2 separate regions of the Homo sapiens genome follow, and region 1 is linked to region 2. The links are chromatin contacts, found by Hi-C or POLR2A ChIA-PET in ENCODE. All regions are on one chromosome and are shown on one strand. The core of a region is the stretch at or near the end of the contact, and the rest is flanking DNA. Distances in the headings are between cores, read along the strand shown.

Region 1 (6,612 bases), core at 3,007-5,506, 91 kb after region 2:
ATGTATTTTTTTCCAGTAAGAGCCAGTTTTTCAAAGTTTCTTTTGCAGTAGTCCTCTCTTATCCATGGTTTTGCTTTTGCAGTTTCAGTTACCTGTGGTCAACTGTGGTCCGAAAATAGGTGAGTGTTGTACAAGAATAGAGAGAGAGAGAGAGAGACACCACATTCACGTAACTTGTATTATAGTATATTGTTATTATTGTTCTATTTTATTATTAATTATTGTTATCAATCTCTTACAGTGCCTAATTTATAAATTCGACTTTATCATAGCTATGTATGTATGGGAAAAAAGACATGGTATATTTAGGGTTTGTTACAATTCAAGGTTTTGGACATCCACTGTGGATCTTGGAATGTATCCCCTACACATAAGGGGAAGTGGGGGCGCTACTGTACTTTCTAAAACCAAGTTGGATAATTGAAAATGTTGAGAAAGAAGTTTAGGATAAAGGACTTCATTACCTGCCTTGTGGGGGCTTAGAAATGTAAGATAACTAAGAGACAAAATTACGGGATGAGAGTAAGAGTTAGGGATGAGACAATAGGAGTAAGGGAAGTAATGTTAAAAGATACCTAACTGTGTGTTATAAAGCACTTTGGCTCTGAGTGGACTTATAGCCAACCCAGGGGAAATGCTAACAGTGATGTGGTTTTGGTATCCATAAGACAAACACAATCTGAGAGAAATGTCTCCATTGGATCTTCCTAAAGGTCATGCACATCCTCAGTATTATCCTGTGGTAAATACTATATTTTATAGGGTTTTTTTCCCTTAATGTGCCCAATGAATATACAGTCATACATTGCTTAACGATATAATTATATTCTAAAAGTTGTGTTATCAGGCGCTTTCTTTGTTGTCCAAACATCATAGAGTGTTCTTACACAAAGCTAGATGGTCTAGCCCACTACATGCCTAGGCTGTTTGTTTTGTTCCTAGATTACAAACCTGTAAAGCCTGTTTCTGTACTGGATACTGTAGGCAATTGTAACACTGTGCTAAGTATTAGTGTATCTAAACATATCTAAACAGAGGAAAAGCTACAGTAATAATACTGTCATATAATCTTATGAGACCACTGTCATTGAAGGTGTGGTCTCTTCTCAACTAAAATGTGGTTATGTGGCATATGGCTGTAATAAGAAGAAGAAAAAAATCCAATTCCAATCCATCCAACACACTGGTGTTAAAAAATAAACTTAAATCTTAAGAAAGTGTCCAGAGATTGATTTTTCCATTGAGAGTAATTTATTCATTTATTTAAAAATATTTATTGAGTATTTATTATGTACTTGAGTCTGTATAATTCTGAGAGTACAGTAGTAAATTTTTTACATATATGAAGTGAAGATGACTGGAGAGGGGAGTAGGAGGTTGATGTGTAAGTCAGAGAATCCACAAGTAAGGAAGGGATAGGAATGAACATAGATGAAGCAGTTAAAAGAAGCAAGGTAGTAAGATAGTGCATGCCGTGATGATGAAGAGAGGGAGAGAGACAGAGAGAAAGGGTGTGCAAGAGATACAGCAAGAGAGCAAAACAGAGAGAGAAAGAGAGACAGAGAATGGACCCTGGTTTACTTCAACTTCAAGCTGATGTTACAGAGATATCAATGAAAGGAAGAAAGAGTAAGTCACTGGGTTTGATTATTAGTTGATCATCAGTGATCTTTAGGATTTCATTGTCAATACAATGGTAAAGACAGAAGCTAGATTGCAGGGGGTTAAGGGGTCACCTTATGGAGATGAAATAGAATAAGTCTTATTCCAGCTCCATGGGCATGTCTCTATCGCTTTATGTCTCAGTCCATAAAATAGAGCAAAAATGGTGATCCTCCTCTAGTCTAAAATATAAGGAATGCTTTGAACTGCTGGGTGAGCTAATACTCTAAAGCCAGGGCGGTGATAGTAGTTATCTGTGTGTACTTTGAATGAAACTGGACTTAGAATGCTGAGCTAGTTGTTTTGTGGAGCCTACTTTCAGAATGTCACCTCTAATTTTGCATTCATGAAAAGCATTCTCCTGCCTGGACTAGAATCCAAAAATTTTTTGTTTATTATTAGTGGTGACTGATTGTCATTTGTGGACTGTGATCTACATGTAATGAAGTGGAATTTGGCCACTGGTTGTGTTGCAAAGCTTTTCTGAGTAGTGTTATTGCATCTTAGTTTTGACAAAGTTTGTTACTCCCACTAGTATTTAACTGGTATTAAATTCAAGATTATATTTTCATAATGTTGTTTGGAAACCAAAAGAAAATAATTGGTATGAACGTGCTTTGAAAAGTTAAAGGATTATATAAGTATTAATTATAATTATCATTAAAGTGATTTAATAGAAGTATTATTCTACTAAAATAAAATAAGAACTGCTAAATTCAAGATGTCATTGAGAAGAGGGGAGAAGTTTTTTTTGCTATGGTTTATTTCAGCTTCTGTATAACTTACATGGACTTTCTAAGAAAAATGTATACAGGCAATATTTATAAATATGTGTGTATATTTTAATGATGCTATGCCGGATCATTTCTGCTTGGATTATTTGTGGCCTTATTTAATTCTGGACTTATTTTCCAGCATAGTTTTGGGAATACAGATTCAATAATTTTTAGATATAACCAATAAGTACTGGGTGACTACTCTGTAAAAGCACTTCTTCATATCTCACATTTTAATCTTCACAATAGCTTCATCAGAGCAGGTGTTATTACTTTTTTATGTATTAAAAAACTAAGGCTCTGAGAGGTTAATTAGATTTTCGCCCATGGCGTACATAGCAGGGATTAGACGACTAGAACCCTACCATTAGTAGATAATAAGCTCAGGTGGTGAAAATCAATTAGCTTCAGTAAAGCCTAATTGTATCTGTAAATATGTTACAAATATCATACCGTGTCTCTGAGTTCTGAGTCAAATTTGCAGTGTTTTTGAAGCAGCATTGCCTTCTGTTACCTGGCTGCTCTTGTATAGTTTAGCATGAATGCATGGCAGTTTGCCCTGTAGGAACAAATCTAGTCTATGTGGATATACTATCATGATTCAGTTAGGTCTCAAGATCAGTAAATTAATTTATGTAAAGAATAAGATACTATGTATTTCGGTTTTTCAATACAGAACCATGAGTAGGAGAGTTTGTATGTTTACTGCATGCTAACCAACACTTGTTTGTTCTTTATGGTTTACCAATTTCACTCGTTAGATCCTGACTTTTACCCTGTATCGTAGATAGGGCTGAGATTATGCACCTCATTTTACTCACAAGGAAACTAAAGCCAAAGAACAGTGTGTGATTTTCTCAGTAGCCTTCAAATATATTGGCCTAGAAAATATTCTGATAGATAAATAGTCTAAGGACAAGTGGATTCATTGTAATATCTGCAATGCATTTTATTTCTTATATAATTAAGAGCTTACTGCTAGAATACAGTGTGATTTAGGTAAAACTTCTCAACATATAGCATACTTGAGGGAAAACAGAAGATCATAAAAAGTTTCCTTCTTTTATTGCAGGAATAGCATATGATTTATTTGAAGCCTAATTATTTTCCAGAGGAATGCTCTACATGTTTCCAATAGCTGTTTTGTGTTTCTGTAGAGGGTTAGAGGAGAAGCTGCCAGTTTCCTCCCAATACTGATGTTGCAAATCTCAGAACTTTAATCTGGAACACTCTCCTCTGTTATGTATATGTATGAAAATTTGCCCTACCTATTACCTTACTTTGGCATGTGGCATTTACTTGTGAAAAATGTCACAATATCTAATAGTTTATTTCCTACTCATGGATATAAGGCAAAATAACATTAAACAAGAATAAATATCTGTTTACCAACATTTAAATGATAGTTCTTTTGTTGTCAACTGGCAAGTACGGAGCACTTACCAAGTGCCGCCACTCCGCTGGGCTCTGGGGAACACAGCTCTTCCTTAGCTGAGCTCATAATCTGGACTGTGAGGCCTACACATCAGGGCAGAAAGCTTCTAGTTTCACTTTTCATATAGTAATTTTGAAAGCATAAGAGGCTTTGCAAAACATCTTTTAAAATAAAGATGCTTCTCCACCATCTCTAAGATAAGTTGGTTCTTTTTGGCAAAGGTGATTTTAATTGTTAGTACATTTCCAAGACAAGAAATGCAATCTGTTGACACGCCCTTCAAAATAATCAGATGAAAACAAGGAACACAAATATGTCCAGCCCTGAACTCTTCATTTTTCCTCTTGATGAATCCTTTCTTATGCTTTAAAACACTTGAGTTTACACACACACACACACACACACACACACACACACACACATATTTCTGGTAGGCGTGGAGATATATATCTATATATATCTTGCTATTAGGGCAATTCCCTGAAAGATTACACTACCTTCTTTATGCATAACGTCAATGCCTGATATTAAACAGAAACGAACTATGTGACTATGCTTTCCTTTTTAAATATGTGAACGTATTTCTCTACAGAGTTGTTTTGTAGCCGTATTGCTACTAAACTGGTGCCCAGCTCCAGGCCTGCAGACTGCTGACACACAATTAATCTCACAAATTTATGAATGCCAAAGCATGGAGCAAAATGAAAACAACTGGGGGAATGTTTAAGGGAAATAATTGGACTGTATCCAGATGTGCATGTGTAAAACATCACCACTTAACTCCTCCCCCATATCCTGTCTGAAGACAGGGTTTTTTTTTTTTTTTTTGAAAATAAACTGGGGTTATTTGAAAGAAGTTGTGGTCTCTGACTAAAACTGAATAAGCAAGGCCAGGCTGGCCATAATTCTGTGTGTTCTTGTATTTTTGTTTCTTAATTAACTCATTAGGTGCTGATGAATCAATCTGCCTCATGTCTGTTTTTGGTGGGTGTTGCCACAACTTTATGAACTCTATTTAAAGATAATATGTAAGGGGTTTCAAGACTGATAGTCGATTTCTTTGAGTTTTTGGTTATAACGAACTGGAACTTTTTACTATTAGAAATAGGCAACATTATTGTAGTGTGAAGGTCATCAAGCTGGGACGTGAAGTCTGGTCAAGAGGAAAAAAATGTGACAACATTTTATAGTTTTTTTTTTTTTAACAGTCTGTCCAAGATCAGTTAGGGGAAACAAACAAACAAAAAAACGATTTCTCTAAGATGCTTAACTCACTAGATAAAGCATAAAAATGGAGATAATAATGTTGAGTTTGTGTGCATGAAATTAATTTAGGATCTGGCATCACTGGGATATGAGAAGCTAGAGGACAGGGTGCTCTGAAGAAATATTTTGCAGGTTGATGTCTAACCATCATTACATACCTTAAATGGTACTAGAGATGAAGTAATAAAACACACTTTTTCCCTCAAATGCAAATATTTCCTCAAAAACAAGATAACCAAGTCCAGCAATAAATCCAACTCATTTCAATAAAATGTTCTCCACAGACTTGCTTTTCTCCTACTCTGTTTAAGGACAAAAATAAAGATGAAATGAATTGCAATGAACCTGCTCAGAGGTACTCACTAAAGTGGAGCATAGAGAGGCCTTCTGCTCTGCATGCCCCTCCCTCTATCTGCATTGTCCTCAGAGACTGCCTGAAAATTCAAATTCTGGGCCTCATTAGGCACAGAGTCCTAAGATTGTGTTTCTGTTTTTATTCAAAGAGAGAAAACAAAAGTAGAAAAAGTTGAATACCCAATCTTTTATACCATTGCAGGAAGGCTTAAGGACCCCAATCGTCAGTTTTCCTGCAATTGGTGACTTCAATATGAGAATAGTATCAGCACTTTATTTTGAGAGTAAGTATTGATAATGTAGTATCATTCCAATTGTGCAGGTAATTATTTAAAGTCCAATTTTAATAATCATGACAACTGAGTATAGTTTCTATCAAAAAAAATTTCTTAGTTCCTTTACCAAGAACTGGTAAAAAGGCAACTTTTTAACTAAAGGGAGCTAGGTACAGAAAGGCACTGTCCTGTCCCAGACGCCAAAAGTTTAGTGGGAAGTGATGGCCATAGAGAGGGAAAGGGGATGAGAAGATCACTGGTTTCAGTATTAATACAGATATGCACATACAGCACCATCTCTAGATCATGCCTGTTATTCTCCATATCGTCTCCACATACTACCCAATAGAGATATATTTTATTTAGCCAGTTTTGGTTTCAAACACAAATAATTTCTGGGAAAGTTCAATATATTGGTTTCACACACTTTATGGATATAATATCATGATGTTGAAAATATTCTATATTATACAAAGTTTTTTTAACACAAATTAAATTTTGATGTCATAAGTGAAGACTTGGCAAATAAATACTAAGAATTATCTGTGTACCAGTATAAGGAAAATACAGTGATTCTGGGTTTCAAAACCCAAATACACTGAAACATTGTGGAGTTTTTAAAGTAAGGAATGTGCTTGGTCTGGCAGATGATAAAACATGTTAGTTGCTTAAAATTATTGCCAATTATTTTGGTAAATACATTCAAACTTTTTTAAATTTTTTTATTTTTTGTGATAGGGTCTCACCCTGTCACCCAGGCTGGAGTGCAGTGATGCAATCATGGCTTACTGCAGCCTCCACCTCCTGGGCCCAAGCAATGCTCCCACCTCAGCCTCCTGAGTAG
Region 2 (6,654 bases), core at 3,675-6,174:
CTGCTCTTCTTCATTTGTTCCATGACACAATTTGCTTTCTGAGTTACTAGGATTTATGCAGTCCAATGGTTAAAGAGAAAGAGGGACTATAGATATGTGCCGTTAGAGTGATATCTCTATACACCGCAAGCAGCAGACCAAGGTCTGTTTGTTTTTCAATCTGCTCAGTAGGTCTCAACACCTGTTTTCTCACAGTTGAAATGATACAGTGTGCAGATTTCAGTTCTTGTTATTTGAGCACCATGAAAATTCTATGGGTCTTAAGATTTGTTATATCTTTTTCCTGATCCTCTGGAATGCCTCTATTGCCGTTTTACTGAAGGCAGTGCATTTCAACCTTGCCACTAAATTCCAGAGCAATCTTAGTCTTTCCCTTTACATTCTTAGTTTATTTTTCCCTAATGCATAATTATATTCTATTGTAATAATGTTTCTAGTTCCTAATCTTACATGAGAATGTTCTCTCTCTTGTGGAATCAAAACTTAGGTATTGGAGTATAAAAAGATCCTTTTTTTGACTTATATGCAAATTTAGGAATTAAATGCTTGGTTGCTTACTGAGATTGTTGTCAAGTAGAAATACAGGATTGAGCAACTTGAAAGGATACCATTCACATATCCTGTTCAAATAAGTTATAAATTCCAATGTTCCAAGCACCATTTTAAAAATAAGTAGACTTCCAGTTTTCTCTTTCATCCTCAAATATGTTATTTTAAACTTCATCTTCATCCTTAACATGAATCTTAGGAGGTAAGTGATTCTTCTTTTGCAGACTCCCAAGTTCTGTAAGATTTTCTTGCATAATAGCCTGAGCCTTCATTAAAGATCCTGGAGGAGAAACGGACATTGTTTCTTCTCCCTTTGGCTTCAGTCTGATTGGACGGAGCCTGGACTATCACAGTGTAACCTGTGATAAGTTACACTCTTGGGACTCTTGTGAAGTGTTCATAATCTTTCTTGGATAATATAAAAGAACAGTCTAAAATTGCTTTACTCTGTAGCACCATTGCACAATAGAACTTTCTGAGATGATGGAACTATTGTATAATCTGTGCTGTTCAATACAGAAGCCACTAGCTGTATGTGGCTATTGAGCAGTTGAAATGTGGGTAGTGCAATGAAGGCAATAAATTTTTAATTTAATTCAATCTAATTAAAGTTTTAATCTGGCTACCAGCTACTGCATTGGACGGCAGAGCCCTACAGTATAGTGACTCCGGCTGATGGCTCTGGGACCTTCACTGTGGGTCCTACTTTATTGACAGCTTAGTGGTGACCTATGGTGGTAGCTACTGAGAGAAAGAGCAAGGAAGCCTCTTAATTGCTACTAAACAAGTCTAAAAGAGCTTCTTTACTCTATAGCACTGTTGCACAATAGAAGTTTCTGAGATGATGGAACTATCGTATAATCTGTGCTGTTCAGTACAGAAGCTACTACCTGTATGTGGCTGTTGAGCAGTTGAAATGTGGGTAGAGGTAGAGGCACACTCTGATATTTGCTATGGAATCTACATCTCAAAGGGACTCTCCATTTCCTTAATGCATCTGAGCCCTCTTTGAGTGGCCTTAGTCTGTGTTCCATTCTCTTTTTCATCTTCCTTTCACTTTTCGGCCCACTGCAATCTAGTTTCTACCACTCCACTCCACTGAGACTGCTTTTGTCCAGGACAAAACAGTTAATCCAATGGACAATTCTGAGCCTTTCATTTGACACCACCGTTAATCACTCCTTCTTGAAGAGATCTGTTCCTTTGCTTCAATAACCTTCCACTCTCTCCTGGTTTTCCTCTTTTCACTCTAGCCACTTCTCAGTCTTTAGGAGCTCTTCATCTTCTGATCATGGCTTAAGAACTATTCTTTAATCAATTTTCCACCCTAGACCCCCTTCTTTCTCACTCACTGCATTATTCCTAATGGATCTTACCCACTCCAATGGTTTTAGTTGCCAACTTTATCTGATGACTCCAAATCTAGATCTTCATTTCAAGACTTTTCACTGGACTATGTACCATATTCAGATGTCTATTGGACATCTCTACTTATATATCCTAGAGAAGCCTCAACCTTCTAGTCCCAAACTAAACTCCTCATCTGCTCTTATAATTTTTAACTTCTATGTTGTTCCCACTTTCTGTGGATGGCACCTCCCAGTCCTATTCTTTGCTCCTTGTTCCCCTCATATCTTTGTCTCCATCCATCTTTACCAAGTTCATGTGATTCTATCTCCATAATATTTTTTGAATTCATCTATTTCTTTCTATCATCATTGCCACTACTAAAGTTAGTCTTCTCTTACTTGAGTTACTACAACAGTCTCTCTGTACCCCTGTCATCCTCTTTCTCATTCCTTCTGAGATTCTCTGTTACTTTCAGAATAAAGTCTAAACTTATTAATGTAATTTCCAAGGCTCTCTATAATCTGTATCTTGTTTACCTCTTCAGCCTATTCTATTGTTACTATTCCTTTCTACTCTACTCCCTAAGTCCATGCTGCAGCCAGTCTGACCACTTTGGGATCCCTAACTGTACCATACTTTTGCTTTAACACATGCCTATGATATGCTTCTTCAAATTATTTAGGTTTCCTAGTACAGATGATCATTGATAGTCTGGTTGTAAATAACCCTGGCATCAAAACAGAATTCCATACGTATTTCTTAAGATACTACCATAAACCCTCTGCTAGGTAATGTCAGTGATGAGAGAGGTAGAAATACCAAGATTGATGCTCTTGACTATCAAGGAGCAGGCATTGTTGGAAACCCAACTTACAATCTTGTTTATAAAATACAGGCACAGACCAAGGCTTTGGGAGTGCATGAAAAGGAGAGATAACTGGAGGTTTCTAAAAAGGCATAATTCAGGCATGATGCTTGATTGGAGTTTTAAGACTGGACAGGACTCCAATAGTCAGAGACAGGGGGTCTGGGCTGACTGCTTCCTGTCTTCTCTGCTTGAGTCAATACTATGCATTTCAGGGAACTAATTTGTACTAAAACATTGCCTTGATCATGTCACTTGCTGGCACAGAAACATGGAATGTTTTCTGCTGCCTTCAGAGTAACAGCCAAATTCTCCATAACTGGCCCCAACGTACAGTTATTATACTAGATGGCTTTTAAGATCACTTACAAACCCCAGTCTATGATTGGATAATTCTACCATAATAGTTTTACTCTCCACAACTTCCCCATATGCCTCATCTTTCTACTTCCTGGCTTTGCTAATACCAGTCTATTCTCTTGGAACGTAGTCATTTGTTTTCCTTTATTAAAGTTTATCTTCTTTTCAAGTTTGCTACAAACAGTTCAGATCATATCATCTGAAATTATATTTCTTGTCCCTGAACATTCAGAGAAATTACAATGGTATAGGATTTATTTGATAAATGGTCACACATCATAGACAAGGATAGGACACTGTGCAAAAAAGTTTTGAGCCAAGAGATAACATTAGGGGTTCTCTGATTGTCTTCTAATGTACTCTTATTTTTATAGAAGTTTAAACTTCTTGTTATATACTTTTAGAATCATTATGTCTCAGCATACACCAATTTGGTTCTACGTTTTAGTGTTCTGGCAAAGCCTTCCACAGTGACTTGTGTGTAGTAGGAATTTATATGACAAACGACAAATGTGCGTGCACACACGCACACACATATGAGAAGATATGGGTAATTATATCCCACATTTAAAACAGAAGCACTTTGTTTTTGCTTTCTATTACATCCTCACATGTTTATTAATATGGATTTTATTTTTTATTTGTTATTTTTGTTTTGTGTATGCATATCATTACTTGTACCAGACAAATTGTAGGCTTTTGATAACAAGAACTATACCTTATTCATATTTTTATATGCTACGGAGTTCGTGCCCTATAGTTTTTGATTTATGTTAAACTAAAACACCATACATAGGTATGTTTTATAATATTTCAGAGTTAATTGGTTAAGTAACTATATCCAAGAACATGTCCAAGGGCTCAAGTTAACTTGCAAGTCCTTACAGGTTTTTTAAGGAACATATTTTTAAATAAATGTTTTGAAATACTCTCAGTTCAATTATTATGCAGAAGAATTATGAGAAAGAATGTATTCTAAGCAGGCAGCTTTTTTTGTTGTTGTTGCTTTTGAAGTAACTTCAAGTAGCTAAATACATCATTAGCAACAGAATGTTTAAGTTTATGGGGCCAATTGCTGCAAAAAGATTCTTTAGGTGGAAAATAGAGGCAACTTAGTGTTTTTTCTAACTCTAATATTTGAGATTGGCTTATAAAGTAAATCTACTTTTCCTTTGGCATATTCTTACAAGTGGTAGATCCTAAATATGCATTATTTCACAGATGGAAACTGTCAATGGACATTGTCTTTATCTAGTGTAGCTTATAAGCTTCTGAGAGTAATTTTGCATCTCAAGGAATATTGGACCTAAAAGGAACCTAAGAAACAACTTGTTTAGTCCTCTAGCCCTCCTCTCTGTCTCTGTTTCTGTCTGTCTCCTTTATGACACACATATACACATTTTATAGCTGAGCGACTGAAGTCCATTTTGATCAAACTTTTCACCTAAGGTAGCAAAGGAGTCATTAACGATCTTTGCGGCTTTTGCTTTACATTCAACTTCTTTTCCCTTAAGTGATTTGAAGGGGACTGATACATAATTTTAGGGTCTACAATAATTTGTTCAAAGGAAGCACCTGTGGGTCTATCACAGGTTTTCACCACTAGTCAGTGTTTCAGTGAAAACATTACTCCTAAAACACAATTATGGTGCTTGGAAGAGATAAACATAACCTATGAAGGTGTCATGATCTCATTATAATAGTAGTTTTCTCATGCATTCCTGGAAGAGCAGGAAGCCTGGAGGGTGCTGGAAAAGTGACATTTAATGTGGAAAAAGAAAGTAAGGAGGAGATCCGAAGCCCTTAGGAGAGTGCTACTCAAGACGCTGTGTGCGCCAGGGCATGAGGGCAGCCAGAGGGCGGTGTGGGCACATTGGATCCTGGTTACCTCTTTCACAGCCTCACCTACAAGACCTGAATAATGTAGATTTAGATTGTTCAGAGAAATGGTTAAAGAGGAAATAATTTCATCGTAATTAAGAGGATTAACCATTTAACAGAAAGCTGGAAAAATAAAAAACAAGGAAGGAAGAAGTTGAAATTAGCAAATTTTAAATTGGAAAAAAATATATACACAAAATATTTTTAGCAACCAAATACAGTATGGCCTTTCACCACCCACCCCCTGCCCACCTTCAGTTGAATGCAGTGTTTTTTCATGAGTTTGAGTGAAGGAAAGCAGCTTAAATGTATCAGAGGAGTTTATTAAAAACTTATTTTGATCAGCTGTTCTAAGTGTGGTGTTGATTTCTAACTTGTTACTGCAGCACAACATCCCATCACTTTAAACAGTTGACTGAGAGCTTTAGTCTCCCTTTTCTCTATTTTAGACCATTTCATTGATCTCCAAAACAGCTTCCATAAACTATTAAACAATCTGTAAGAATACTGAGTATTGCTGATCTTCCCAGAATAACCAAAATGAGTTGTGTTTCTTATATTGATACGTGTTTATTCATGGATCCACCAAAAGAAAGCCTTTGTCCTTTTGAGGGATAGAGTAACCTAGTGATGAAACGTGTGGGCTCTGTTGTTAAGTTGTTGGAGTCCTTTCTGGCTTTTAACCCTCTGTGCTTATGTCTAAAATGAGGGTTATAATGGCATCAACTTCATTGGGCTTTTCATCGAACAGATATTTCATGAAACCAACCATGTGCCATGTCCTTTGCAGGCCCTGGGGATATAGCAGTGAACAAAACAGACGCAAACCCCTGCTCATTAGGAGCTTACAGTCTAATGGAAAAGGGCAGACAAACACAAAAAATAAATACACCGTGTAGTGTATCGGAAGGTGAGAAATGCCAGACAGAAAAATCAAACAGGGTAAAGGGGATGATAGTCTTGGAGGAAGGGAGGGATGCGGTTATAAATAGGGTGGTCAGAGTAGTCCTAACTGAAAAGAAGGATTTGAATGAAGACTTGAAAGAGATGTTGGGAACCATGCAGATGAAAGCGGGAAGTACATCCTAGGGAGCTAGCTTGCCTGAAGGCTCTAAATGGGAGTGTATTGGGTGGGTTTGAAAAAGAGCAGATGCCAGTGTGGCTGGAACTCTTCAGGGAACAAGGTGAAGGGTAGGAGGAGATGAGTCAAAGAGGCAGTAGTGGGGGTTGCTTGAGTAGGGCCTTGTAGACCCTTGTATGGACTTTGGTTTTTACCATTAAATGGAATGGTGTTGATGCAGTACACGGTTTCGAGCAGAAGAGTTAACATAGTCCTTCTGAAAGTATCACTCTGGTGTCTGTTAAGAATAGACTTCAGGGAGACAAGTGTGGAAGCAGAGACCAGAGAATAAATGATTACAGTAATCCAGATGAGGGATGGCAGTGTCTTGGACCAAGGTGGGACCAATGGAAGTGATGAAAAGATGGTTAAATGTTAAATTTATTATAAGAAAGTAGTCGACAGCATTTTCTGATGGTCGGATATGGGTTGTGAGAGAAAGAGGAGACAAAGATTTTGGCCAAGGAACTTGAATGTATGGTATAGAATTGCCATTAGTTAAGAGGAGGAAGGAAGACTGTGGGTGGAA

What was found. Hi-C counts contacts between places; a loop is a spot of excess contacts on that map. ChIA-PET counts read pairs that join two places held with the same protein, here RNA polymerase II (POLR2A). Pooled maps may share reads with other maps.
Region 1: a map of naive thymus-derived CD4-positive, alpha-beta T cell shows a loop between it and region 2 (6-fold over the local background). The contact joins two enhancer-like sites. A Hi-C loop is called at or near these places in 5 of 168 maps with a recorded cell type or tissue (B cell, GM12878, mesothelial cell of epicardium and 1 more), 9 of 37 single-sample maps with no recorded cell type and 15 of 50 pooled maps. POLR2A ChIA-PET finds 5 or more read pairs at or near these places in 2 of 52 experiments (GM12878 and WTC11).

What each region holds. Positions count from the first base shown.
Region 1 is chr1:172,177,120-172,183,731 of GRCh38, forward strand. All of the region lies in intron 14 of DNM3 (dynamin 3), which reads left to right. Among named protein-coding and RNA genes, the nearest start is that of DNM3OS, 36 kb to the left of the region's middle. RefSeq lists an enhancer at 4,027-4,076. Within about 2 kb of position 4,257, at least 25 of the 41 ENCODE cell types and tissues checked have a DNase peak (open chromatin) inside an H3K27ac peak, as active enhancers do.
Region 2 is chr1:172,085,432-172,092,085 of GRCh38, forward strand. The region is part of intron 12 of DNM3 (dynamin 3); the gene reads left to right. Among named protein-coding and RNA genes, the nearest start is that of MIR3120, 50 kb to the right of the region's middle. Within about 2 kb of position 4,925, at least 2 of the 41 ENCODE cell types and tissues checked have a DNase peak (open chromatin) inside an H3K27ac peak, as active enhancers do.